7 separate regions of the Homo sapiens genome follow, and all the other regions are linked to region 2. A link is a loop called in an ENCODE intact Hi-C map of the cell type or tissue named here. Cell type or tissue: endothelial cell of umbilical vein. All regions are shown on one strand. Region 1 has its middle 4.4 kb from the start of C10orf120. Region 2 holds the start of LOC105378530 (a long non-coding RNA gene). Region 3 holds the start of PSTK (phosphoseryl-tRNA kinase). Region 4 has its middle 24 kb from the start of SPADH. Region 5 overlaps DMBT1 (deleted in malignant brain tumors 1). Region 6 has its middle 2.4 kb from the start of HMX3. Region 7 overlaps ACADSB (acyl-CoA dehydrogenase short/branched chain).

What was found. A loop is a pair of places that touch in the nucleus more often than their neighbours do. Peaks named below come from ENCODE experiments on the same cell type or tissue, not always from the same donor. Only the 100,000 strongest peaks of a DNase experiment are listed, where the experiment ranks them.
Region 1: a loop joins it to region 2, with 13 times the contacts of the local background. A loop is called at or near these places in 2 of 110 quality-filtered maps.
Region 3: a loop joins it to region 2, with 17 times the contacts of the local background. A loop is called at or near these places in 4 of 110 quality-filtered maps.
Region 4: it touches region 2 in a loop (34-fold over the local background); 15 of 110 quality-filtered maps call a loop at or near these places.
Region 5: it touches region 2 in a loop (12-fold over the local background); 7 of 110 quality-filtered maps call a loop at or near these places.
Region 6: it touches region 2 in a loop (21-fold over the local background); 102 of 110 quality-filtered maps call a loop at or near these places.
Region 7: a loop joins it to region 2, with 30 times the contacts of the local background. A loop is called at or near these places in 82 of 110 quality-filtered maps.

The regions. Positions count from the first base shown.
Region 1 is chr10:122,702,273-122,706,272 of GRCh38, reverse strand. No RefSeq gene overlaps it. Among named protein-coding and RNA genes, the nearest start is that of C10orf120, 4.4 kb to the right of the region's middle. In endothelial cell of umbilical vein, a CTCF peak has its summit at 2,240 (motif pointing right); a DNase peak (open chromatin) is centred at 2,252; H3K27me3 peaks cover 204 bases.
Region 2 is chr10:123,557,562-123,561,561 of GRCh38, reverse strand. LINC02641 (long intergenic non-protein coding RNA 2641) reads right to left here. Exons shown (of 12, transcript XR_007062326.1): 11 at 1,366-4,000. LOC105378530 (a long non-coding RNA gene) reads left to right here and starts at 2,872. Exons shown (of 3, transcript XR_946395.3): 1 at 2,872-2,938. RefSeq lists an enhancer at 2,497-3,215. In endothelial cell of umbilical vein, a CTCF peak has its summit at 2,018 (motif pointing right); a DNase peak (open chromatin) is centred at 2,041.
Region 3 is chr10:122,978,532-122,982,531 of GRCh38, reverse strand. PSTK (phosphoseryl-tRNA kinase) reads right to left here and starts at 2,131. Exons shown (of 6, transcript NM_001363531.2): 1 at 1,837-2,131. The coding sequence starts at 2,052. RefSeq lists an enhancer at 1,800-2,119. In endothelial cell of umbilical vein, a CTCF peak has its summit at 2,140; a DNase peak (open chromatin) is centred at 2,001; H3K4me3 peaks cover 1,216 bases; H3K27ac peaks cover 641 bases.
Region 4 is chr10:122,647,149-122,651,148 of GRCh38, reverse strand. No RefSeq gene overlaps it. Among named protein-coding and RNA genes, the nearest start is that of SPADH, 24 kb to the left of the region's middle. RefSeq lists an enhancer at 3,522-3,816. In endothelial cell of umbilical vein, a CTCF peak has its summit at 2,238; a DNase peak (open chromatin) is centred at 2,208; H3K27me3 peaks cover 167 bases.
Region 5 is chr10:122,565,753-122,569,752 of GRCh38, reverse strand. DMBT1 (deleted in malignant brain tumors 1) reads right to left here. Exons shown (of 56, transcript NM_001377530.1): 2 at 3,757-3,786. Among named protein-coding and RNA genes, the nearest start is that of DMBT1, 7.0 kb to the right of the region's middle. In endothelial cell of umbilical vein, CTCF peaks have their summits at 2,492 (motif pointing left) and 3,874 (motif pointing right); a DNase peak (open chromatin) is centred at 3,892.
Region 6 is chr10:123,131,608-123,135,607 of GRCh38, reverse strand. No RefSeq gene overlaps it. Among named protein-coding and RNA genes, the nearest start is that of HMX3, 2.4 kb to the left of the region's middle. RefSeq lists silencers at 190-319, 350-469, 2,132-2,221 and enhancers at 1-423, 2,301-2,595, 2,662-2,771. In endothelial cell of umbilical vein, a CTCF peak has its summit at 2,454 (motif pointing left); a DNase peak (open chromatin) is centred at 2,407; H3K4me3 peaks cover 277 bases; H3K27me3 peaks cover 3,680 bases.
Region 7 is chr10:123,041,227-123,045,226 of GRCh38, reverse strand. It overlaps ACADSB (acyl-CoA dehydrogenase short/branched chain), which reads right to left. Exons shown (of 11, transcript NM_001609.4): 5 at 3,848-4,000; 6 at 2,056-2,181; 7 at 742-834. Among named protein-coding and RNA genes, the nearest start is that of ACADSB, 34 kb to the right of the region's middle. RefSeq lists an enhancer at 1,520-1,814. In endothelial cell of umbilical vein, a CTCF peak has its summit at 1,695 (motif pointing left); a DNase peak (open chromatin) is centred at 1,686.

The DNA of each region.
Region 1 (4,000 bases), 860 kb after region 2:
TGACACATAATTTATCCGTATAACAAACCCACACATACCCCCTGAATCTGAAATAAAAGTTGGAAGGAAAAGAATGACATAGGCATTAATGTTAAAAAGAAAAAGAGATAGTAAGCTGGCAAGTAGCGAGAGGCACCCCTCTGCTCACATCCCCCCCCAGAAATAGGGTTGCCTGATAATAACAGGATACCCAATTAAATTTGAATTTTCAATAAAAATGAAAAATTCTTTGTATAAGTAAATGAGACATATCTGAAATTCAAATTTAACAGATGCCCTGTATTTTTATTTGCTACATTTGTCAACTTCATTCAGAGAGCCGGTTGTTAACATTTACTAGCACGCCAGTGACTTCATACCCATGCTGTTGACCATCATACTCTAGTATCTCTTTATTAGGATCATGGCATCAAAACCCATCAGAAAAGTCAACTAATACCTCAGGGTTTTATTCTGTGCCCTCAACTGACCACATTTCTAAAGAGAAAATTCAGGCATCTAGAGACATATTTTTTGGAGCTTTTTTTTTTTTTCTTTGAGACAGAGTCTTGCTCTGTTGCCAGGCTGGAGTGTAGTGGCATGATCTCGGCTCACTGCAACCTCCACCTCCGGGGTTCAAGCGACTCCCTTACCTCAACCTCCCGAGTAGCTGGGACTACAGGTGCCTGCCACCACGCCTGACTAATTTTTTGTATTTTAGTAGAGACGGGGTTTCAACATGTTGGTCAAGATGGTCTCGATCTCCTGTTCTCGTGATCCACCTGCCTCGGCCTACCAAAATGCTGGGATTACAGGCATGAGCCACCGTGCCTGGCCGAGCCTATTGGCTCTTAAAATGTGCATCTATTGGCCTTACCGTGAAGATGAACGCCTACCATATTACCTCTCCAAATTCAAGAACCCAAGCCCTCCTGTACTTCAAAAAAGAATTCCTCATGCCCTTCAGTGGATTTTAATAGCAGCAGAGGCAACCACAGGGGGATTCCCAAGGTCTCCTTTCAGAAAGATAATATGGTGTTGGACAATGATCTCCATTTAATTGGCCAAGGGAGGCTAGAGAAGATCTCTCCTCATGAGCCCTGATGCTGTTTTTCATCTGCTTGGCCCCCACTGGGACAGACTCCATCTCAGAGGGAAAGTGCTTGTTGGTAGGGCCTGCAAAGAACCCAGCAGAAATTCTGGGGGAAAATAAAAGACACATGTGGGCAGGAATGTCAGCATTGTTGACTAGAATCTGAAGTTTGATGAAAATCACCCTTTTAGGGTTTTGACTTCCCCAGTTAATAATCTGCTCCCCTAAGAGAGACAGAAGAAGCAAAGATCAAGCTTATGACACCTCATTGTGGCTGAAACCACTCCCAGAGGGCTAAATGAGAATTGGCCTCTCCTGCTCCTGGGTCTCACTCTTCTGGGTGAACCTCTCAAAAGAGGCTCCTCAAAGAGGCACAGCTGACCCCATTCCTAGGTAATGGTTTGGAACAAGGCTGACTGAGCCAGGTCTCCTCAACCCTTGTGCCGAAAGGAAGGAGACTGAGGAAACTAGGCATCAAAGGACCCTTTCATGCCAAGAAGGGTGAAGGCTCAGCCTGGAAACCGGGACGTCTGAGGCACTTTGCTGTGGAACCCATAGAATTCTGTCCACAGGTGCTCTGCACAGGCTGTCCATTGTCTGATCCTTCACAGGCAGCAGATGAGAACATTGCCCGGGCCAGATTCCTTTCACACTTTACCACGCCTGCCATTCACCCGGGAACTGGCTGAGATGCAGATTGTGACTCAGTAGTTCTGTATGGGGCCTGACAGTCTGCATGTCTTGGGTGATGCTGCTGCTGCCACCGCTGGCCCAGGGACATGCTTTGAGGATCACCTCTTATTGAGTGACCTACACAGAGAGTCACAACTTTGCTTCTCTTGGGAACTTGTTAGAGGTGCAGGTCCTGGCCCAGACCTGCAGAATCAGACTCCGCATTTCCACAAGACCTCCAGGAGATTCACACGCACATTAATGTTTGAGAAGCACTGACCTAGAGGACACTTCCCAGAATGTGGTGTGCCCTGAGCTGGTGGTTTTGTAGAGGAGACTACGATTTTAAAGAGCACAGCTCCTTATACAAGGTGTGGATCTCATGCAATGTTAAGAAGGAGCACCATTTCCACGCTTCAAGGCGGCTACCTGCATAGACTCAGCCTTGGAGAGAGGGAGATGGCCGATGGGTCTTTGGAGAGCCAGCCTCTGCAAGATCCACCAGAGGGAGCCAGAGCCCAGGGATGGCTGCAGGGGCAGCTGCCAGAGGGTGAGGAGTCCCCAGGGTTTTGTGTATGACTTATTCACACACCGTCACACTTTTTGATAGCCATTATAAAAATAAGTTGCAAAATATGCTTAAAAGAAAATAAGGTGGAAAAATAAAGTTAATAAAATGAGGATAAGACGTTAACAAACTTCAAAAGAAAAAAATATCAAAGGTTTTAGAGAGTGACATAGGAGAATATCACTGTGTGAATGTGTGTATGTGTCTCTGGGTGTGTGTATGTGTATGTGTGTGTGTTTATGTGTCTCTGTGTGTATGTGTATGTATGTGTATATGTGTGTGTATATGTGTCTGTGTGTGTGTTTGTGTGTGTGTGTATATGTGTGTATATGTATGTGTATGTGTATGTATGCATTTGTGTATGTGTGTGTGTATCTCTCTGTGTGTATGTGTCTGTGTGTATGTATTTGCATGTGTGTATGTGTATCTATGTGTGTGTATGTGTATGTGTATATGTGTGTGTATAATATGTGAGAGTATCATGAGGTAGGAGATGATTTTTTAAACAAGACATGAAAGCACTAACCATAAAGGGAAAGGCTGATAAATTAGAGTGCAGCTAGTATAAAAATAAGGACTTCCATTCATCAAAAGACACCTTAAAGACAGTAAAAAGGTGAATTGCAGAGTAGGAGTGGGTATATGCAACACATTTAACTGACAAAGGGCCTATATCAAGAACATATAAAGAAATCTAACATATCAATAAGAAAACAAAAACTAGAAAATAGTGAGCAAAAGACTTGAATAGACATTTCACAAAGAATAATCTCAATGGCCAATAGAAAAAGTGTTCAATTTTATTTCTAACCAGAAAAATGTAAATGAAAACCATCCAAGATACCATAACCAATCTACCTGTATCGGCAAGATGAGTATCCACAGGGATTCTCATACACTACTGGTGGGAATGTGAATTGGTAGAGAAAAGCATGCACGTAATCCCAAGGAGACATGTAGAAGAATGCTCCCCAAATCGGAAACCACCCAACTGTAAGCAACAGATGACTGATAAATAAATCATAGCATCATCATGCTAAACAACAATAAAAAGGAATGTACAAGCATATCAGTAAGAGAATTGTAACTTTTTTTTCATAAGAAGGGGCACAAAGCAGACACAAAGGAACACATACTATGTGAATCTGTTAATATAAAGTTCAATAATGGGTAAAATTATGTATAGAAACGAAAAGCCTGATATTTTAAAACTATAATACATTTAAACAAATTATTAAAAACCTATGAACTATAAGTAGGTGTCATGGTTAATTTTATATGCCAACTCGATTAGGCCATGGGGCCCAGGTATTTGGTATGATGTATTATTCTGAATGTTTCTGGGACAGTGTTTTGGGATGAGATTAACATTTAAATCGGTGGAGTTTGAGCAAAGCAAATTGCCTTGCATTGTGTGGATGAGCCTCACAAAGGCCTGAATAGAACAAAAGACTGACTTTTCCTGAGCAAGAAGCAATTCTGCCATCAGATGGCCTTTGGACTTGAACTGAAACACTGACTTCTTCCTGGGCCTCTAGCCTGCCAGCCTACCCTGCAGATTTTGCACTTGCTAGCCTCTGTAATCATGTAAGCTAATTCCCTAAAATAAATAATAGATAATAAATCTCTCTCTCATATGATTAGTATATATGTATATGTGTATATATATTTATATATATGTGTGTATG
Region 2 (4,000 bases):
GTCCCCAACAAATAACGTACCCAGTGCTGAAAAGGATAATATCCTTAACTTCCTCTCAGGGTGCTTGTGAAGGTCAAATAAGACACCACAGGTAAAGCACTCAGCACCTTGCGTGACACAGTACCTGCATCATAAGCCCAGCTGTCATTATTGCTAACAACACGTGCAAGCCGCTACTCAGGGCCAGACCCTCAAGTCCACAGAGATGAACACGACTCCTGCCCTGGGGAATTTGTGGTTTATGGTTCAGGAGTTAATGGATTCAGGTAGAACAGCCTGAGGCAGGCCCATCCAGGTAAAGGCATCCCCCAGGAGGAAGCCTCCTGATTATTCACTCCTGTTGGAAATTGAGGAAGTTGGAAGGGTCCTAGGCAGGGAGCGGTGATGAGGGAAAGGGCCCAGAAGGTCTCAGTAGCTGGGGAAAGAGCTGCATGGAGAGAGGCATGGGAGGTGTGGAAAGGAAGCCCAGAGCTGGGTGCTGATTAGGGACTCTGACCAGCCAGACCCTCCAAGACCACGCCCCACTGGCCTGGAACCTGAGAGACTGAGTGTCTGCTCACTGGCTGTGTCCCCTGAGCAGGCTCCACAGTATCTCTAAGCCCCAGGTCGTCACCAAGTAAGTGGGAGACATGACCCAGATGAGGATGAATGCACACAGAATGATACCCCACAGAGGGTAAAGGTTATTGTACAATCAGGAGCGGGAGGAAGCGGCGTCTGGAATGCCTGAAGATGTGAGGCACCCATGTACCTTAAAGCCTCCACTTTAAATGTCAGGAAACCACAAGGCACTGTTCTCCCCTGTTCACTTAGCAGAGGGGCCCCGACCTAGCTCCCTGGGCTCCTGGCCCCACCTCACACACCCTCCTCTCCAGTCTTTTACCCCACAGGAACTCAGAAGGATTATTTTAAATGGCAAATCAGATCTTATCACTTTGTTCTGCAAAAGCCCCTGGGGCTGTCCATACTTTGAGACTGAAACGCTCACCCCATGTATGCCCCCTCCGCGTCTGTGACCTCACCTCCCACCACTGGCCACTCAGTTACAGCGCTGGGGATGGCTGGCTTTTTCTATGCGTGGAGCCTCTAGTACATGCCGTCTTGGGCCCCTTGTCCTTGCTGTTCCTCTGACTGGAGCAATTCCTGTCCTCCATGGCTTGCTCCAGCACTGCAAATGCCCCTCCTCAGACAGGCCAGCCCTCACCCCAACCCCTCCCCATCTTGAACTTAATGACCATCATCGCCTTTTCACCTGGCTTTGTCATCATTGCATGTATTATGACATGACATATCATTATAGTTCCCTTGTTTGTCTCCCCACCAAAATACAAGCTCCACACAGGTGGATACTTTTATCTTACTTACGTTGTATTGTATCCTCCACACCTAAGATTGTGCCTGCACAGGATATTTCATAAGTGATAGATTCCTGCTTTACAGATACAGAAACTGAGGCTCAATGAAATCACATCCTTTACCAATAACCCACAGCTCTGGAGCTGAGACTGGTCCCTGGGCAGTGGTGTGCTGGCAAATGTCTTAAACCCAGCTCTCCAGGGTAGCGGGAGGTCTTGGTTGCATTTGCTGATGTCCATGGTGTAAATACTTCCACCAGGGCCTACTTCAAATCACCAAGGTGACGTCACTGAATGCGAGGTTCGGAAGGATGCACCCCTGCGCTCTGGAAGGAAGCCAGTGTCAGCCAACTCAGCACCCACTGCCCGGCTACCTCGTGTTCCTTCATCTTCGTCACTCCGCACTTTGAGTGAAATAACTCCTTCTTCGCTTTCCCCTCTAAATCCCACCTACCTCACTCCGCACTTAACACATCAGGTGAAATAACTCCTTCACTTTCCCCCTTCAAATCCTATCTCACATTGAAGAAAACAGTCCGAGCCAAGTCTCTGCATGTCTCTGGGCCTCAGTTTCCCCGTCCATATGGTGGGATGACTTCTAAGCCGTGTCTCTCCGCCATCATCCTTGCCTGAAGTCTGGGAGCCCTGGTCATGCGCACTGCCCCTGTGGACCACCAGGGAGCAGCCTTTCCCCACCAAAGACACTGGCCTCTCCGAGTTCCCGTCGGTGTCCTTCTTGGACACAGCCTGGGTATTGTGGGGCCTTGCCTGGCTTATGAATCGGCGATTGTGCCCAGCCCCGAGCGGGCATCTACAGAAAGGGCCCATTGTCTGCAGTGAGGCTTTTTGTTCCAGCAGTGGCCTGGGGAAACTGGGATTGGGCTGGGGGCCTGACTGGTTCCCAGGGGCTCCTGGTGGGTGTTGGGGTGTGAACCCAGGCGGACCCCTCTCCGCTCTCCCCCGCTGTCCGCCCCGATCCCATCTACCAGGCTGCTGTGCCGGGCACCGCTCACCTGTGCCTCGGCTCTGTCCGAGATTCTCGCCCCTGCAGACCTCCTCTGCCACCCTCTGAGGCCCATAGCACGTGCTCCTTCCTCCAGGCCGGGGTTCCTGTTACTTCCTTTAGCCTCATTCAATCCAACTGCACTTTAAGAGGGTAGGTGTCGGGAGCTGGGCTTCTCCCTGAGATTTTGGCTCCAGGCATTACCGCAGCCCGGTTTTCTTTTCCCTTTCACTGCAGCGGAGGGACGCCCAGGCTTTGGGCGCCGCCTGGGTCTGCAGCAGAGGCAGTGGCCTAACCCTGAGAGGTAGCCCAAGGTCAGGCCAGGGTCTGCGTCCTCCCCTCAGCTCTGCTGTCACAGACGACTGTGAACCCGCGGAGCTCCCATCTCTGGAGCCTGGCCTGGGCCAGCGGCTCACAGTGCTGCGTGCGCAGTGCCTGGCTCAATCCCACCTGCAGCCTGGGAAGTCACAGGGTCACCCAGGGCTCCACGGCCTCCCTGACCACAAAAGGGGAATCGCTGCAGCTCCTGGCAGTGGGCGTGGTCCCCTGTGAGGCTCCGGGGCTTCCAACACCTGAAAATGTAAGCTAAGTGTGTTCTGGGAATGGTGAGGCCTCATCTTACTCTTTTTTTTTTTTTTTTTTTTAACTATCTCTTGCTTCAACCCAGGGCAAGATCTGGAACTGAACCTTCAAAGGAAAGAGGGAGGAGGGTGGGAGGGTGCCTGTCACCTCCCCGAGGGTAGACCTGGGTTTCAGTCCCTGTTCGGCTGGCCATGGGAGTCAGGGATCTCCCTGCTGCCATCTCTGAACCTCGGCTTCCTCTACTGTTAAATGGGGGTTAAAAAGATGCTCTTCTCATTCTGGGGGTGGAGGGAGAGTCAGGATTAGAGCTATTTTCAGTCTCTGACATGTGAAGCTGGGGCTGCATAAGAATCTGTAGGGTATTTTATTAGCAGAAAAATTGTTGTATATAAATGTCATCTGGCTGTACCTAATCCTGTCCTTAGTGCATCAGAAGTGACAGTTAGTACAGGCAAGGAAAGCTCTAGCTTTCCATGACTACTAATCCCACAGAAACTAAAGCAAATTATTCACTGCGGGACAAGAATTTATTGTTAAAACATTTGACCCTGGTGTTTAAAAATATAAGCAGCTTTTTTGGAGGACACTGGTGGGTTTGAAAGTGACCATTTGGGGCAACAGCATGGTGAGTCTCTCTTGGTCCTTAAACCTGAAGCCAAGCCTGCTTTTTCACCTCCTGTGACCCCTGAAATGCCCGTGCGTAAGTGGGCCCAAGATACCCCCGGCAGCCCCTGATGCCCCTGGGGAGGGAGTCGGCCTGTTGATTGCAGCTTCTAGAATTCAGTCTCTTGTATGCTGTCTCTATTATAACACCATGCCTAATGCTGAGATTGCATTTTTCGGGGGCTTTGTTTTTCTAAATTGTTTATCCCCTTGACTCAGGTGAAGAGCAGATGGCATTAGAGAAACTGAGGCAAATGGTCAGTCTGCCATGCTGGGCTGAGGGATGGTGACATGGGGCACCCCTGCCCTGGCCTGGGGCTCAGCCCTCCCAAGACATGCTGGTGCCCAGGCTCCCCCAACCCTGCTGTTCTGGGTGGAACAGTCCTGTGACTTCAGT
Region 3 (4,000 bases), 580 kb after region 2:
GCTTTCTCAGACTCAACCATGCAGAAGGCAGCTCAGCCTCTCCCTTGCCCATCATGAAACCCCATTCTATACATATATCTCCACTCTAGCAGTGCTTACACAGTTTAAGCATTTGTTTACACTTCTCTCTCTGCTAGATCACTGTCCATTGCATACTCAGCCTCCAGCAGAGGGTCGGTGCTCCAGAAATGTATATTAAATGGATGACTGACTGAATAAGTGAATAAATGAAAGAACTTATTTATCATCCAAGAGAAAGGTGGAGTCAAAATAGTCTGGCTAAGATATAATAATGCAGGTTTTCCCCTGAAATGGGAAAGGTAGTAGACAGCAAAAAGATCAGGTGAAAAGTCTCTGGGTCAAGAAGAAAAGACCTCAGGCTAACAAATGAGTTGATATGGGATGGGGAAAGATGGAGGAAACAAACTGAGGGGAATAAACAGCTTGAGAATACAAGTAATCTTGTGCTGGTCAAGGGCTGTGGAGAATCCTGACATAGTTAAGAAATCTAAGCTGGAGGGAAAACACGAGGACAGGGGAGTGAGAACTCTCACTTGCCTGCCCATGCCTTACCACCACTGAGATTACACTACATACAACAAACACATCAGCTAAACCCACTAAATTGGAAACACATATCACTTCCTAAGTGAGCAGATGAGTCCCACAGTCTTTGTCCATAGGAAAAGCGTGGAAAAAACAACATAATACAAGTGAAGGGAAAGCCAGCAAATACAACAATCCCTATCGACAACTTTCAGCTTTCTCCGAAGTGTTGAAAATACTATCATCCAGGTCAATCCTGCGCTATCCTGACACTGCACTTACTTCACAATTAACCAAGAATGAGAAAGTAGATACACCTTGCTGGAGAGCCCATGCACCAAATGTACTGTATTTTTGTATATATACTTAGAAAGTAGAGTCACATAACATTTGCATTTGATTTCTGTAAATTCATCTACATTAGGCATTAAACAACAAAAATAATAATGTTAACATTTCAGAATATTTCAAAGAGTATTTACTCAAGAGTGAGCATGAGAAACACGAATGTAATCTACTCTTCCCCCAGTGGTCTCAGTTTCCACATGCTTCTCCAAGAGGATGTATCTCACTGTGCTGAGTGTGAGATGAGGAGGGCTTAAAGAGATGTATTTGGAACATACAAGTTTTTCCGTAAATACAAACCCATTACTTCCTCTGGTGGTCAACTAAGAAACAGCCATCCTTCCCAAAGCTGGCAGAGGCAGATTTACTTTGAGATGAACAAAGATTAAGCTTCATAGGTCTGATAATGCATTTGTACAGCCTCTTTCTATCGTTCTGAGGGACCCCAGAAATTTTGTTACTTATAGTTTTTATTCCTTTTCTTAAAGAGGATTCCTCAAATTACAAAACCTGAATCCACCCGTAGCTAGACGTTCAAGTTTTAGAACTTCTTTCCCTCTCCTAAGGAGAAACTTCCTAAGGGATTTTCGACAGTGCATTTGACTATAGGGGCTTTCCACCTTGCACGCTGACTTGAGAACCTGACCCTGTCTGAAGACTCAACTGTATAGAATATACAACATATACATGCATCAAATATACAGATAAGCATCTAAAATGCATCGTTCTAACAGTTGGCTTTGTAACCACTTTCTACAGCCAACGCATTCACCCTCTGCAGTAACTATGTTAACCCAGCTCCACTTTTCTCGAACTTCACCTCCCACACCAAGCAATGGGCGCTCATGGCAAATCACCCAGGACCGCGTGGACGCGAGTGTCCCCGCCCCGCCCCGCCCCGCCCCGCCCCGCCCCGCGGCCCAGGCCCCGCCCCTCCGTGCTGACCGCCGGTCGCGCTCTTGCCCCGGCGAGAAACGCGTCGGGCATGACGTCATCATACGCGACAACACCGATGGCCCAACCCTGCTCCTGCTGCAGCCGGTGGGCGAGGGCGCGCGCGAAAGTCGATTTTCCTGCCGCGGGGAGGCCACAGAGGACGCAGAGGCCTCGTTTCCGCGGCCCGTCGCTGCCGGTTCCTCTGATGTTCTCGGCGGTCTTCATGCTGCCCGGGGAGACCGGAGGAGTCTGGGAGCGTCGTCTCCGCTCTACCGTCTGCCCTGCGCGCACGCGCAGCGTCTCCGCCGCCTACCGGCGCAGTGGAGGAACTGGCCTAGCTGGGTTTCCGTGCGGCCCCAGAGGCACCTGCTCCACCGGTGCCCTGCTTGCTCCCAGGGACCAGAGGCTGGAGAGACCGCGGCGCTGCGTTCCTAGCTCCTGGACATTCCCAAGGGGTCCCAGAGTTAGGATTGATCTTCAAATAGAATCACCCTCCCTGCCGAAAGTTGCCAGCCAGTAGGATTGGCGCCTCAGTTTTGTTAGGATGAGGTCTTTCTGCTTAGGAAAATCCCAAAAGAGACGTTGAGCCTTTCCCTCCAGCAATCTTTCGAAAATAAGTTACTGGAAATCAAAGAATAGAAGGCGAGGCTGACAGTCCGACCACCGCGCTCCTTTGCGGTTCCCAGATGTGAAGAGTGCAAGGGCAAAGTAAACATTCGTTATTGTGCCCTCACAGCACCAGTGGGCAGCAAGCGTGAAGAAATATTGTCAGGAAAGGCACATCCACAGACCTCAATTCCAGTGCATGCAGACAGAGAACAATAGGTGTTTGTGTTAAAAAGTAATACTAAGCTATGGAGAGGTACAAAACAAGTTTTTGTTTTTTGTTTGTTTTTAAGACGGAGTCTCGCTCTGTCGCCCAGGCTGGAGTGCAGTGGCGCAATCTCGGCTCACTGCAACCTCTGCAACCTCCGCCTCCTGGGTTCACGCCATTCTCCTGCCTCAGCCTCCGAGTAGCTGGGAATACAGGCGCTTGCCACCAGGCCCAGCTAACTTTTTGTATTTTTAGTGGAGACGGGGTTTCACCATGTTAGCCAGGATGGTCTCGATTTCCTGACCTTGTGATCCGCCCGCCTCGGCCTCCCAAAGATTACAGGCGCAAGCCACCGCGGCTGGCCAAGTTTTTTTTGTCTGGGGGTGTGTTGTAGAAAAATTGAATTCAGATTACAGTTTTTTGTTTTTTGAGACAGCGTCTCACTCTCTCGCCCGGACTGGAGTGCAGTGGTCCGATCTCGGCTCACCGCAACCTCCGCCTCTCAGGCTCGAGGGATTCTCCTGCCTCAGCCTCCCGAGTAGCTGGGATTACAGGCGAACACCACTACTGCCCAATTAATTTTTGTATTTTCAGTAAGAACGGGGTTTCCTCATGTTGGACAGGCTGGTCTTGAACTGACCGCAAATGATCCACCCGCCTCGGCTTCCCAAAGTGCTGGTATTACAGGCGTGAGCCACCGCGTCGGGCCTAGATTCCAGATTCTTTTATCCTTATATTTTAGGGGATAATTCCTTCTTACCTGTAAAGGGTATGTTCAAAATGTGAAGACGTAAGGACAAAATCAGTGTATACTGTGTCAAAATATGACGAGTAACCTGCTAAAGCTGATATAATTTGTATGAAGCACTTACAAATAATCTCATTTTCCTTTGGACTGAAAGTGAAGAGCAATGAGTTAAACTCTTTATTTCATGACATTTTATCATTATTGGTCCAGTATAAGGTCCCTCTCCTTAATTTGCCCCTCCCCCACTTTTTTAAGAGACAGGGTTTTGCTTTGTCACCCAAGCTGGAGTGGAACCATAGCTCATTGTAACCTCGAATTTCTAGGCTCAAGCAATCCTCCTATCTCAGCCTCCTGAGTAGCTGGGACTATAGGCATGTGCCATTGAGCCTGGCTCCACTGTCTTTTATCTCCCATCCTCCACATCCACACCCATTTAACCCCTGCAGGCAACCGGTTTTTTTTTTCTTTTTATCATAGTTATTTTTGTTTTGGTTATGTATTTTTTTTAAATAGGCTTTATTTTTTAAAGCAGTTTTAGGTTCACAGCTAAACTGAGCAGAAAGTAGAGTTCTCATATACTCCTTCCCCTCCTCATTCATAACCTCCCCCAC
Region 4 (4,000 bases), 910 kb after region 2:
CCAAACTTAACCAGTGAGGCTTCCACAAAGATTTAAGAGTTCCAGTAGCTTCCTGATACCCCCTCCCCAACTCTTCTGCTCTCCTCACAGCACACAGAAGGCATCCCTCTGGGAGAAGGTGACAAGCTGGGACAGTCACTGTGGGTCTCTATCCTGAGAAGTTACTGATCCTGTGTTCCCTGTGAGTTTCTTCATAATTTTCCACCCCCACCCACCCCTCCAATACAAAAGTCTGAGCTTGGCACTATGCCTAGGCACCCCAGGCCAACACTCAACCCTCCAGTATTTACATACTTGGGAGAAGACAGGTATCAAGAAGCAGACTCCCCATCTTTGCCACCTGTAGTCCCATATGTAGAAATCTGCAGTGGTGCATGGGGTGGAGGTGGGTTGGTTGAGGAGAGATTCTAACTCATCAGAACACAGGAAAGCCTGGGTGGCTGTGCACCCATTCCAAGCCTCCTTGACCATAGAGAGCTCCCCAGCAGGCTGTGAATGAGGATGGAGCAGATTTTGAAAGCGTTCACTCCTCTATGTTCCCTGCTAGCTCTGTACAAATCTTAGATCTCAATCAGATGAGTCATTACCCAGCATGGTGGCCTCACTCTGCCTTGGCTTCTCCTTTGTCCTGAGCAGTTGTCCCAGGCCAAGCCCTTGGAGTCATCAGTGCCCCCACATGACTCCATCACTTAATCTTGGAGCTTAAGCCTCTTGGAAGATGCTGTTACAGAAACAAATCTTTGTCTCTGATTCAGCAGGGATGCTGTTCCTCATTTCGAAGCTTGGACAAACCATATGGGCTCCCAGGCACTTATAGGTATAGAGTTCCAGGGAAAACAGAACTGTCACCTGAAGGTTGGCTCAGGCCAGATATCCAAAGATGGAGCTGAGGGATATCAGACGTCCTCATGGCTAAGAGGAGCAGGAGAGGGAATTTGGTGCTGGACTCAGGCAGAGGGAGATGAGGCAGGACTCTGACGTGTGCCATCCCATAGCCTCCACCACCTGGCTTCCCGTCTTTGGCCTGCCCCTAACCTGTACCTGGACAGCTTTCCCTTCCCCAGGGGCCAAGAGTAGGCCAGGTGCCACAACCACTGCTTTCATCAGAGCCTGTGGGAGCTTCCCAAGGCATCTCCCTGCCGAGGTAGCTTTGGATTCCACACTTGCTAAAACACAGACGCTTTCCAAAAAAATTTAATGCCAATGAAGGAAACTTGAACATGGTGGCAGGCCAATGAAGCCTTTTTCCAAGCTCTCCTAGTGTATTTGCCCCTTTCTGGGTGAGCTGTAGGCAGTGGGGCATTGTGAAATCTTTAACAACAGGCTCTGGGAAGGTGGAAGCTTCCTTTGTAGCGTGATTTCCATGGTGTGAATCCTCCCCCCATGGCCATTTTATGCCAGCAATAAGACGCCATTGCATGTGGAGCTGGGAGAGCTGGGCAGTCACTCCGCGGGGGACAGTATTTCCAGCAGACAGACACAACGTGATGTAAATATCCTTGGGCACAGGTAATAGTAAAATGGAGTCAAATAACCAGAAAGTGCTGAGTTTTGGTATTTAATATTTTTATTTTTAATATAATATTTATTTAATTGTAAGACTCTACAATTTAATTTTTAATAATGGCCACATAACATCCAGCTTGTATGATTTCTGAAAATGCAGCATTTCACAGACACAGGTTTCCCGAGAGGACCTTCTCCCTCCAGTCAGTGCACACCTGAGTGGCCTTGCCAAGCACTCGGGACACTAAGTACTCCAGCCAACACAGGCAATGGGAAGAGATGCTGAGGTCAAAGTTTCATCCCCTACAGGAAACGACCATTGGCTGGGGCTGTCCCTGATTCCCACACACCAGAAGCCATTCAGGTGCCATCAAACCTGCAGAGGATAGAGCCCCTGCCCAGGGCAGAACCCCTTACTAGCCACTGCAGGGATTTGGATGCCAGGAACAGGGCTGGAGGGGACAAGATCTCAAGGGGCTGCTGAATGCCACCTTCAGCCTGTGGTAGGGACCAGGCAGAAAGGGGAGCTACCATCCACTCTGTTGTCAGACAGTAGATCGGATTCTGTCCCCTTAAAGTAATGGAAAGGAGCCAGGACAGGCTTTCACAGGAGTCCTTTATTAGAGCTGAAAACTGTGGAACCCCTTCCTGTAATGGACAACCACGGGCACTCACAGTAAACACAGTAACAAGTTCTTCAGGAATAAAATAGCTCCAAGGTTGTTCTGCAGCGCCCTCTGGCACTGGCAGGTGGGATAACAGGAGGATGGTGAGATGCTGTGGTTCGAAGGGGCTGGAGGGCAGCCTCTGTCCCTACAAGGTCACAGGAGACAGCTCAAAACAGGTGCCATGTGGCCCGGCCTTGTGTTCTCTTGGCCCCTGGTTGTCAGTCACTCTGCTGAAGGTGGAGCCTGGAGCAGGATCACCGGGCTATGAGCAGGTACTGGAGGTGCGGAGAACTTGGAGGAGCCACCACAGGTCAAGTGAGTAGTCCCGTGGGGCCAGCTGGGGTGTGGGTGTGGTGTAGACATCACAACCCTCCTTTAAGCCCTCCTTTTGCACCTGGTACCACATCTTACATAGGAGCTGCAGACAGGAGTGTGTCTGATGCAGTTCTCTGTGCAAACTCAATGTGAGGCCAGGCCTCCTGGGCTCCTGGGCTCCTGGTGCCTTGGGGATGATGGAACAGGGAGGAGGGAACCTAGGACCAGAAGTCAGTGACCCCGACTCAGACCCCAACTCTGCCACTCGCTACCTGAATCCTGTGCAGTTCTGTGCTGACTTGCCTCTCTCAGCCTCAGTTTCCATCCCTGCCAGGTGAGAATAATACCTGGCCACATGGAGGATTAGAGGATTATGTCCAAGGTGCCAGGCTGGCAGAAGATGCTTAATCAGTGTTTCCTCCATGGCATGTTCTTATGGATGGCAGAGGCTGGGGCAAATATGAATCAGCAGAAATGAGGCACTTTAGGTCAGTGGGATTTTGATACGGTCTTTTGGGACTTGGAAAGTAGATCTTTCAGGAACACTCAGGGCAAGCCTGCTGAGAACCCCGCACCAGGGTCCCCCTCATCCTCACAGCAGGGACCCATAGTCTCCACTGCTCCTTCTTAAGCACAGGGCACAACCTGGACTCTCTCAGAGGGATTTAAGGAGTCCTAAACCAGCAGCTCTCAATCTTGGAACAACCTGAGTCTGGTGGGTCACCAATGTCCAGGCCTACCCTCTGATTAGATTCTGATCTAACTGGCTTGGGTGCAGCCTGGCAGCAGCAGGTTCAAAAGCCCCCGGGCCATTCTCACGTGCAGTAGAGTTGAGCACCCTTGCCTCAAACCACAGTCTCAGTTGCTGGGAATCACAGCCACTTGGTGTCAGCCCAATCCTCCCTGAGTGTGGAGATGTGGTGTGGATGGGGAGGATGGGTCCCTGCTCCCAAGCAAGCCCACTTCTCTGTGTCCCCTGTGACTGGACCCTCAGTCACACTCTGACAGCTTTAGTCCAGAGCCCCTGTCACCGGTGGCCCTGTCTTCTGCTCTACCTTTCACCTGGACCTCACTGCCTCTTGCTACCAAACTCATCTGTCCCTACTAGCCACTCTCCTGGCTGGGCCCTGCTGATAAAGGGGCCATTACCTCCTTCCTTGAGAGGCTGCCAAGTGGCTAACACTGTGGTGGTTATCTGTGAAGAAGCACTGGCTACTGGGGCTATTTTTAAGGAGAGGGGACACTTCAGGAGGTGGAAATGTTTCCTGTGGAAATAAATTTCCCCTTATAATGGTGACCCCTGCATGACCCCTCTTTGTATCCACAGGTTCAAGTACAGAGCCTGGCTTGGGGCTGGCGCTCATGGGGACCACTCAGGGCAAGCCTGCTGAGCCCCCAGCCCCAGGGTCCCCCTCATCCTCACAGCAGGGACCCACAGCCTCCACTGCTCCTTCTCAAGCACAGGGTACAACTTAGACATTCATGAATGAGTGAATGAACGAATGAATGAA
Region 5 (4,000 bases), 990 kb after region 2:
GAAAGAATACCAACCTTTTCAGAATGCCGAAATAAATCACTCACAAAGTGGCTGCATGGAGGACCATGTCCCCTTGGGGAGTCCAGTCCCACTTGCTGGTTGGATTATCAAGGGTACATCCCATGCATGGTGGCATGGGCTCAGTCCAGTCCATACGGCAAATGCCAGAGTTGCTCTAGAAGTGAACATTCTAACCACAAACTCCTCTTTGGGGAACACGCCATGGGACAGTGTCCTTGAAGGTTTCTTTGGGAACTAAAGGACCCCTTGGTGTCCACACACTTCCTGGCACTACGCAAACAAAGGAAATCAACACTGGGATTTGCTGGGTTGGGTCCAGGAGAAGTTCTCTTTTCCATTGAGGATATTAAGTAGCTTTTATTTGTCATTTAATTCCAAATAAAGAGAATGCTTTGGTTCACTCCTCAATTTGATGTTGGTATACATTTATGTTTTAAGGACCAGCAGTTCCTCCATCCTCGTCAGCTTTTAAAGGAGGAGAAACTGCCACTTAGGAAGATATATATTTGGTATCCCAGGCCGGGGGTGGTCGTGATGCTGCTCATCAAAACCACTCCATGAGGTGATTGCATCAGCAGGCTCTGGGGGGTGAGACTGAAGCCTGCCTCCACTATATCCAGCTTTAGAAGGACTGGCCGATGATCCCTTGACCTTCATTGTCTATGAAAAGGGCCAGTACCACCTGCCCTCCAATATCAATTAAGACATGACTTACTGCAAAGCAGGTAAGCTGTAGAGCACACACATATGTACGCACACATACTTATGTGTGGTAATATTGACTCAGAGTTGCAGATACACAGAGCAAGGTGATATCCACACTACCTGAGCACATGACACCAGCATCTTCCCTGTGGCCACATTCGTGGTTGTACCATCCGCTGTGGGGACAGCTTGACAGGTAGGACTCCCTTCCCAAGCAATGCAAGTCACCCAAGGGAATGTTACCCAAGCCCTGACCAAAGTGGGCCCCGCCCAGGGCTGACATGGAATAGCCACAGCCGAGCTGCCTGCAGACAACATCTGCATCCTGGGCGTCCCAGCTGTCATCACACATAGTGCCCCATTAGCCTTGGTACAGGACCTCCACCCGGCCCTGACACCGGTCACCTCCATTCACCAGCCTCAGAGGCAGACCTGCAGTGACACAGCCAGAAGCTTTTATCTTGGTGCTCTCGGCCCCCTTGACTTGCATCCCTACCCTCCTCACTCCTCCTTCTTCCTCTCACCACCCTGCTTATTTACAATCTTTCTCCCAGCAGGATCTTAAGTATCCTTGTTCTTCCATGTTCTCTCTTTGCCCTCTTCTCATTCTGTATTTTCCCCCTGGAGAACCTCATGTACTCTGAGAACTTTCCAGAAGACCCCCAAATCCACCTCTCTGGTTCTGACTCAGCCCTGACAGCCCAGCCCTGAGCTCTAGACCAGCATTTTCAGTGGCCTCCTGGCCATCCTACCCCCCACATCATCCCAAACTCAACACAGCCTCTTCCCTCCGTTTGAATTAAGGATGTCATCATGCTCCATATTAACCATGCTGGGAATAAGGGCATCATATTCGACTCCTCCTTCTCCTCACATCCTACATCTAACATCACCAAGGTCATTCCTTCCGTGTCGTTCCCACTGCCATTTCACTGGGATAAGCCTTCATCCCCTTGAACCTGGCCTCCTCCCAGCTGAATCCTCAGTGTCTGCTCTTCCTTTCTCTAGTCCATCCACATTCATTGATTCAATCAGCATCGATGGAGTGCTTACTCTGCACCCATTTCTATACTAAGAGGATTCACTGGTCTCCAGGTGGTTTTCAAGTTTTATCTTTAGAAAGTACAAATATATTCAATTCAATTCCTTGCTCAAAATGCTTCAGTACACTCTCCAGTCCCATCAGGATCAAGTCCAAGAGCAAGCCTCGACCTACTTTTCCAGCCTCCTCTCCTGGGAGGGGCTAATTGAGCCTGCTTCCCACCATGGAGCTGGCCATGCTGGGAAGTCAATAAGCACCATGTTCCTGCCCGACGTGATGCCACTAGACCACCCACTGGGGTAAGCTGTATTGATGGTGTGAGGAAAATAGGTACAGGTCCTGAGGGGTGCAGCCCACCGTCCTGACAGTAGGAGCCAGATCCTGGGTGTGGCTTTTCAATGGTGAGTTTGAGATTATGAGAAACTTGTGGTCACAGAGTGAGAGGCTGGAATGGGATGCAAAGGGAGGGGGCAGGTTGCTTTTCCTCCCAGAGGGAGGAAAGGCCAGCTGGACCATCTTCAGGGTATCCCCAAAGTACATTCTGGACTTCCCATGCTCTGTCCTTCCCCAGTCTCAGGGACATAATCCATGGAGATGCCTGTTCAGACCTGAGGCCTTATTCGGAAGGGCCCCTCTTACGAGCAAAACACCCTACCTTCTATGCCATCTGCAACTCTTCTGGATCAGAGATGAACCTAGAGGTGCAGCAGGGCAATGCGCCCCCTCCTGGTCACCCTGTGAATGGTCCCTCCAGGAGAGTGCTCGGTCTCCCTGCCTCAGCCTCTCCCTTGCTCTGTGTTGGTCAGAAATCTGCCTTTCCCAGGCCATTTCTGGATCTCTCAAGTCATGTCCTGGAAGGGGAGGGACTGACCTCAACAAGGCCAAGGGCCCAGGAGCAGAGTCATCCTAAGTGAACACATGGAAGGCCCTGAAAAATTAAACTTGGGCACAAAGTTCTCTGCACATTCTCACTGGAGAGGCAGGGACATTTAGCCAAAGTCAAAGACCAGGGCAGGGGTAAGAGGAGGCACCCATCCTAGCCTCAAATCTCTGCCCTGCTACTCACCAGACACATGATCTTAGACATAGAAATATTGACAAATTAGCTAACTGTGCCCTGGTTTTCCCATCTGCAAAATGGGTATAATCGTATTACTTACCTCAAAGTGTTCTTGGAAAGATTTCATGATAATAGCACTCACTATGTGCATTAGTTGAGCACTTATTAGGTGCCAGGTGGTATTTTAAGTATTTTTTAAAAATATATCAATTCATTTCATACATGAAAATCATTTTATGCAGGGTATATAACAAGTGCTTGGTAGATGTTAGTTATCTTCAAGATACCTGTCATTATTAGTGAAAAGAAAAGGTAGGCCGGGCGCAGTGGCTCATGCCTGTAACCCCAGCACTTTGGGAGGCCGAGGTGGGTGGATCACGAGGTCAAGAGATCAAGACCATCCTGGCCAACATGGTGAAACCCCATCTCTACTAAAAATACAAAAATTAGCTGGGCGTGGTGGTGCGCACCTGTAGTCCCAGCTACTCTGGAGGCTGAGACAGGAGAATTGCTTGAACCCAGGAGGCGGAGGTTGCAGTGAGCTGAGATTGCACCACTGCACTCCAGTCTGGTGACAGAGCAAGACTCCATCTCAAAAAGAAAAAAGAAAAAGAAAAAAAAAGAAAAGGTACTGACCTTTATTTTCAACTATCTCTCCTCACACCAAACTGAAACTAACCTCATCTGATAAATGACTGAGAGTCAGAGAGCAAGAGGAAGGAGAATGACAGCTGGGATTGGCCGAGTGTGCACTTGAGACATGCCCCAGGTCTTGGCACGCACGTCTCCTGTCCCCCCGGCATTCCTGCATTCGACAAGGCAGGCGTTTGCTCTGTGACCTCAGCTGTGCTCAGCCTCAACTAGCCAACAGTAGCAGAGGAGAACTGGCCAACCCCACCAGGGAAGAGGAGTGAAGAAAAGGTCTTACCGTAGTCTGTAGTCCTTGGGATCCACCCACCTGGAAAGAACACAAATTCGTCTTAGAAACACTGTTTAGAAATGATTTCCTACAAGTCACAGAAATTGGCTTTAGCTTCACCGTACAATCACACCAGAGGGCGCTGTGGCTCAATCTTGGGTTTGTGTGTCCCCGACGTTCTTGCTAAATGAATTCTGCAATAGCGGATTAAAGCAAGTGGATTGGATATGAGGAGCTCAATCATTTTAGATGT
Region 6 (4,000 bases), 430 kb after region 2:
CAGCCGCCTCCGCCACCGCCCCCTCCTCGCCTTCCCTCGGATTTTGGCGCTTTGGCTTCGGGCTATAAGAGCCCGCCCGTTATTGGCTTTATATAGTCCAATTAGGCAGCAAATGAGGACAAGCCTATTAGCACAAAAGGATATTGGCTCCCGCTAAAGAGGCACTCGGAGCGCTCCTGCGAGCGCAGGAGGCGAGCGAGGGACGCGGAGCAGGCGGCGCCCTTGGCCGAAGCGCACTAACGGCCGCGAGCCCGGAGACCGCGCCTGCCTCTCCCCCCTGCGGCGCAGGGACCCGCTTCCCGCCGCCAGGCCTGCGGGAGGGGGGAGGGGCGGACCAGGCCCTCCCGGGTCACCTCGGGGTTATCTGCGCTCGCAGCTGCCGCTCCCCCGCCCCCTGGGGCTGGACAGGGGCCCGCCGCCCCCACGCAGCTGGAGAGCCACGCAGCGCCGGCCCAAGAGGCAGGACGTGACCTCGGCCCTCGGAGAACTCATCATTTTCCTACCCTTTGGGGTCCGGCGACCTCGGTATTTTTCCTAAAGCCTGCTAGGAAGGGCGAGGCCAAGAAGAGAGGGATTTGGGTTCCCCACCCACCATCCAGCCGATAGTAAGGGAATCCAGGTGTAAGTCCTCGCACTGCGTCTTCGGACTCAGAAATCCGCGTGGCCTTGGCCTTTAGCCCTGGAAAACCGAAGAGTGAGCCTTCCCCCGGGACCAGGAGTGGGTGTGCCTGTGTGCGTATGCGCGCTGACCCGGCCAAAACCCGCGCGTCACTCGGTGGGGCTGCTGGGGCAACAGCTTCTCGGCACCGACGGCTGCTCTCGGAAGGGCACCCCTCTGCTCTGGCCGCCGGTGCCCAAGGCTCGCGGATCAACTCCGAGTCTGTGACCCCGACGACAGCACTTTCTCCCAGGAAGTCTCTCCGGCCAGCTGGCGTTTGGAGCTGTCTAACTAACGCTTTAATGGGGGCAAGGTGAACCGAAGGCGCAGCGGCGTAGCTTCCTCCGCCGCGGCAAGCAGCGGCATCCGCTGCGCGTCTCGACGGCAGCGAAGTCCTTAGAGAACCACACTGGACCTTTGCAGAACGGCTTAGTGAAAGGACATTCCACTCCACTGGCTTTAAAAACAGCTCCCCGGTTCGCACGAGAAGCCCATGAGGCAGACATTTAAGACTCATGATTTAAGCATCAAGTAAATCAGAATTGTTTGTGAGGTCCCCTCCCGAGAGACAGCTTTCTTATCAGAGAAAGGTGACAAACTGGCCTCACCCTCTTCCACCCTGGTGAAGCTCCCGCACACGAGGGCTTTTTGGGATCCCTTCACCTCCCCACCGCTTTCTTTTTCGTTAGATTGAGCCTCGCCTAATTCAAGGCCGCCCTGCATTGGCAGACGTGATCGTGTGGGGTCCCCACTTGAGAGGTAGATTTTGTTTTTCGGTCCTGGGGCGTCAGACCCTCCCCCACCAAATCTCGACGGGCATATGTAATGTTTCTTTCTGCATTCATCTACAGCAGCGAACCCCATTTTTGCTTTGGAAATCTGGAAACGTAAATGGCGCTTCCATAAACAATTACTGTTATTACTCCCTTGAGTTTACACAGGGCTTTACTGGAATGCAAAACGCTACGCCATCCAAAATCTGGGTTGGAACGGATCACTGCCCTGAGACCCCAGCAGGGTGGGTCTCATACTTGGATTTTGTAAGTGGAAACCCGCGCCCAGAGAGGAGGAAACTGGGCCTAGGTCGCCCAATCGCTGCTGGATACCCAGAGGTCATTTTCCCCCAACCGCAGAAATAGCTCGATGCACGTAGGTCTATGAGGGTTGGGTGGGCACCGCCTGCACACAGCCTGCCACGCGGCCGAGTATGCGTGGAGAGACCCCGGCGTGTATGCCTGTGTGTTTTGGGAGCTTCGCCATTCAGCGCAGACGCATGCAAACTTGGCTAGAGTTCTGACGCACGAAAGTCGACTTTAAACTGGGAATGCTGAGGGTTCAGTCTGGGGAGGGGGACTCGTGGCTGATCACAACTCCAGCGCTAGACTCAGATGGGGAGGGGACAGGCCCAGTGTGGCGGGAGAAGAGTCCGGGACAGCCGCCCGCATCCCTGCTGTGCGGCTACCGGATCCCGGCTTTCCGGTTGTCGCCCCAAGTTCTCCGGTTGACTCCCCTCCCAGGGGCGCGCAGGGGCGCTGTTATGTGCTTGTGTTTGGCCCGGGAGAGGAGCTTCTCCAGTGTCAGCACTCTCAGCCCATCCTCTCAGTTTTAGGGATTGCTGGGCTTGAAAAGCGGGATGTATTGAGTAGATCTTTCCCTTCCCCTTCGAGAAAGCTGGTGGGAGTCGGGTCTGGGCGCGGACTCAGCCCTTTACTCGCCGTCTGGCGAGAGGTGTTGCCAGCGTTCTTGCGCTCACGACTCCATTCAAAGTCAGGCAGACAGCGCCCTCTATGGGACAGCCTCTGAACCAAGCCTGCAGGTTCCGCTGGAGAAACCGCTGTCCCGGCGCAGGACGTTTAAAAGCCATTGAGGTCTCGCCCTTCGCCGCCGCAGTTAGAAAACAAAAGCATTTTTTCTCTGGATCCCGGGAGAAGAAGTGGGTGAAATCGCCTTCAGATCTCTGCTGATCTCTACCTGGCCACGACAGGAAGTGGTCTCGCCTGCCTGTCATCCTCCTTCCCGCTTTTCCTGCCTGTTTTAGGGCCCATTCTGTGGTCCCCGTCTCGTTCTATCCTTTAGGTGCCGGTCCTAACCTCAGGCTAGGTGTTCTCCAGGAAGGACTCGGGGAGGGAAGGAGGGAACGGGCCTGCCTCATTCGTCTTCCCAGGACTCAGCGCCGCCGGCCGATCAGCGGACGAAACGCTTGTGCTCAGGAAATGCTTGTGCTCAGGAAACGCTTGTATTAATGCCTGAATGCCTGAGTGAGACGAATGAATGAATGGATGAATGAATGAATGGATTCACAGTTCCCTTACAGAGAATTGGCCCACTTGATTAGGGACCTTCAGATAGCCTGATCATACCCAAAAGCTGTTTTTAAAGAGTTTAATGAAATCTGAGATCTTTTGATGCTGCATTTTACAAAACCTAAAGGAGCCCAAGGAATAGGACCTTTGGGGGACCTTTCCCAGGCTAATCTCAGGCAGATGGGCTGTGAGAGCGGGTCTCTACACCACCCACCCTTGGGACAAGGAGCCAAGAGGGCAGAAGGGGACTGGAGAATGCCAGTGATTAACACCCAACTTTTACACAAAAGCATGAGGCCTGATACAGGAGTGCTTGGCATGGCATTCTCACCTGCCCCAGGCCCACCACACACACAAAGCACATACACGTTTGTGCACACACACAAGTCAGTAAGCAAGGCGCTTCCCAAAGGAGGGGAGCTTTCCATATTTTTCAGTACTTCATCTAAGAGAAGGCTGCTTCCTTCCCTCCATAGCCATACTACGGTCCTTCTCCTTGGAGCAGCTTCCTGGCACAGCCCACCTCCTTATCCATGGACGGGGTGGGGACTGCTTAGGCTTCTAGCCAAAGCTGCAAAACTCCCAGGCTGGAGGCCCCCACAATTAACATAGAGGGTTTGCCCTGGTCCTGATGGCCTCATTTTACCACCCACCTCTTCTGACCTGCAGGTCCTTGCTTTGAAGGCAGAATGGACAAAAGCCTGGAATTGTGATCCTGGGGAAACTGTGCTACCTACACATGCTACACAAGCTCTTTACTGGGACTTTCCTGGAAAGTTCTCTCCCATCTTTCTCGATGCCACCAGGAATGCTGCCAATGATGTCTCCCTCTGACTAAATACTGACCCTTAGAAAATACACAGCCCTGGGAGACAGGTCACAGCCAAGCTGTGCCTGATCACATATGTTTCCTGCATCACATACAATGTCCTTAGAGTGACTGAATGTCTTACCCTTTCATGACAGTGAGGGTAACAGTTATGTGGAGGTAATGTCGGCTCACGGTCATTGAATCCTTATTAGAAGCCAGGCACTATAA
Region 7 (4,000 bases), 520 kb after region 2:
GGCCTGGGCAACAGAGCAAGACTCCATCTCAAAAAAAAAAAAAAAAAAAAAAAAATATATATATATATATATATATATATATATATATATATATACACTCTACAAAACTGACACTAAAGTAAAGCCAAAGACCTTATTCATTTTGTTAATCTGGAAAATAACTGATATTACTTAATAGAAAAATGCAATATGCATTATAAAAGCCAAATTTGGTAAAAAAAAATTTTGAATAGTTCTCATTTTATGTATCTACTTAACTGTGGCTATTTTATTTCATGTGCCGCCAAAAAACTTGCCCAGTTTTCACATGCAAAACAGTAAGCAACAAATCTTTTATTAACTATAGATATCTTTACTACACAGTGGAAGGAATATTATTTATTCTTAATGTAAAAAATTCCTTCCAGAATGAATTTCATGCTTTGAAAAGTTGATTTTTTTTAAAGTGCCATATTTAATTTACAATACATTTGAAAAGCTATCGGTTCAGGTATTAGATAATACTTTAATGTTCTCAAAGCAGAAACACTGTTACCACCAAGCCATTGTTTGGTTCTATGGACACTTACATAATTGACCAAAAGGGAATTTGAAAGAAATAATAAGCCATTCTATCCCTCATGTAAGGGAACGGTGCCATCTTGTGTCCATAAGCTTCCAAATATTCATTGGTCTCATTGCATTTTTTTCTTTTCACAGTTTAATTGACTCACATCATGGAAGAGTTTAAATCTGACTTACCTGTGCAGCAATTCCTATTCTACCTTCATTGAGACTCCCTATGGCATACTTATAGCCATGTCCAATTTGTCCCAAGATATTGGCTTCTGGAACCTGAAAATACAAATGTGCACTTATTTCTCAGTTTCATTTTCCATGATTCATTTTGATTATATATTTGTAAGTACACATAGACTCTCAATTCGTGTGCTAGCCCTCTCACAGAACTTGCCGGCATCTGTGTCTCCCTCTACGCTGTTTTTCCACAGCTCTCTGAGGAAAAGGACTCAAGTCCATGCTGTTCATGATTGCATCCTCCAGAGCCTTGCACAGGTATTGAATGGATGAGTGAATCTAGAGTAAGGGAATCTCATAGAATTCATCAATAACATAAATTAATACTTTTCCCCCCCAATTCTTATCTGTAGGCTACAGTGTGAGATAACATATTAGGAACTACAAAGATCTGCAAATACTTGCAAAAACAAGTGTAGTAAGCCTTTCTGCTGTTGAGACCATTCACCCTCATAAAAATCAACGGTGGGGTATATGTGTGTGTGCATGTGTGTACACAGGTGTATGCACAAGAAAGAGGAAGAGAGAAGAAACAGACTAAAATGCTTATTCATACTTTAAAAAAATAAAGAATTAAGAATAATAAAAAACTATACTTAGTTTTGTAATATGGGTAGTTGGGGGAGAGAGCAGGGAAGAATGGAGAAAGAAATGGGAAAGTAAGAATGAGGAAAACAGTTGGGGTGAAGTAATGAGGCCCCAGTGACATCTGTAAAGACATCCTCCCCCTCACTCCCCACAGCCATGCAAAAAAAAGATCAAGCTCTGTGATGAGTGGTGGAAAAGCCGACACCACCTGCCCCACCTACAGGGAGTTCTCCAGCATCAGCACTAACTATCTGGATCTTCTGCTGCTCACGTTTAATAGCCTGGCTGTTTCCGCTCTCACTGAGCAACACCCCCATCTTGTGGCCTTTAGTGCACTGACACCAGACTTCCTTCTCTGCGGCCCCATTTGGTTCACAAGTCTCAAGCTTATAAAGTATACGTGGTCAGAAGCACATAAGTTATAAAACATAAATGGGATGAATTCTTGGCACTTGCTTCCCAGGACAGCTTCTTGGCAGAAAGGTTTCCACTTTTGTGAAAAGTACATTTATCTGGTCATGACTAAAGAGCGCTGTTCAGGGTTTTACAAAATACTCTCCTGCGTGTGCTTATAGCCACTTAGTATTTTGACACCTGTCTTGCACACCTCCTGTGGTTCCATGCAAGGCTTATTTCGCATCAGTCTTTTACTGATTAGTCTACGATACCCACCTTGACATTTTCGAATGTTAACGGGCAGGTGGAAGAAGCTCTGAGCCCCAATTTGTTTTCAGGTTTCCCTATATGAAGGCCCGGAGTATCACGATCTACTAAGAAGGAGGTAATTCCCTTATATCCCTAAAAAGAAGAATTAAAACGCTATTACCACTTGGATTTATAAAACGCCTTGTTTCTGAAGAGTTTAAGTAAAAAGAAAACTAAAAATGGACTTTGGTAATAAATACTAATGGACTCAGAATTGCAACATGGGCATTATGAAACGAGAGCAGCTAGAGGACATTAGATCCAAACTATAGAACCTTACCATTTGTTTCACTTTTTCAGAGACCATCATAAATATTAAAATTATTATTACACTATTATATAATCATGAGAATGTCATGTTCTCAATTTAATTTTACTATATAAAGTTTTAGGCCAGGTGCGGTGGCTCATGCCTGTAATCCCAGCACTTTCGGAGGCTGAGTCGGGCGGATTACCTGAGGTCAGGGGTTTGAAACCAGCCTGGCCAACATGGTGAAAAAACGTCTCTACTAAAAATACAAAAATTAGCTGGGTGTGGTGGCAGGCACCCGTCAGGAGGCTGAAGCAGGAGAATTGCTTGAACCCAGAAGGCGGAGGTTGCAGTGAGCTGGGATCACAGCCTTGCACTCCAGTCTAGGCAACTAGAGCGAAACTCCGTCTCAAAAAAAAAAAAAAAAAAAAGTTTTAACAATTTAATTCAATTGTTACATTAGTGAAAATACTGTATTTACTGGTGAAAAAATGTATTTATTATTTTGCTATATGTCTATTTTCCAACTGAATAAAATATTCTTAAAAATAAATGTACTAAATAGGTACTTAAATTCTTCATTACTAAACAGAAATTGGAAATTCAACAAAATTAAAGATTAGGGCCAGGTGCAGTGGTTCACGCCTATAATCCCAGCAATTTGGGAGGCCGAGGCAGGCAGATCATCCGACGTCAGGAGTTTGAGACCAGCCTGGCCAACATGGCGAAACTCTGTCTCTACAAAAAATGCAAAAATTAGCTGTGCGTGGTGGTGCACACCTGTAGTCTCATATACTTGGGAGGCTGAGGCAGGAGAATCGCTTGAACTCAGGAGGAGGAGGTTGCAGTGAGGTGAGATCACACCACTGCACTCCAGCCTAGGAGATACAGCGAGACTCCATATTAAAAAAAAAAAAAAAAAGAAAAGAAAAAAGATTAGCTTCCTACATAACCCATTAGGAGCTAAGTAACAGTTGGTCCTCCACAAACAGTCATCCCTCCATATCTGTGGCGGAGTGGTTCCAGGACCCCCATGGATACCAAAATCTGACAGTGCTCAAGTACCTTACATAAAATGGTGTAATATTTGCATATAACCTATGCACATGCTCCGGTAGACTCTAAATCATCTCTAGATTATCTGATACCTAACATAATACATGCATGTCACTTTATTCACGTGAATTCAATATGGTAGTTGGCACAAAGCAAATTCAAGTTTTACTTTTTGGAACTTTGCAGAATTTTTTTTTAATCAAATATTTTCAATCCAGAGTTGGTTGAATCCACAGATATGGTGGGCCAATTCTAATTAATAATTTTGTCAACAATATTTACTTTAGGAGATTAACGAAGTGAAAAAATGCCAGCTCAAGTCTGACATTTTCAGTACTGAGAAGACTAAAGAGTTCAAGATGAAGTCCTAAAAAGGAAACAGAAGGAGGAAAAGATAAAGAAAGAGAAAAGAAGGGGTTTGGAAAAAGAAAGAAATTTCGTTTTCAAACTTACAATGGTAGGGTCTACATTTGCCATCACCAGAAAGAGCCCTGCGTGCTCAGCACTGCTGATCCACATCTTTGATCCATTGAGGACATAATAATCTCCCTCTTTATCAGCTCTGGTCTTCAAAGCAAATGAGTCACTACCTGCTCCAGCCTCTGA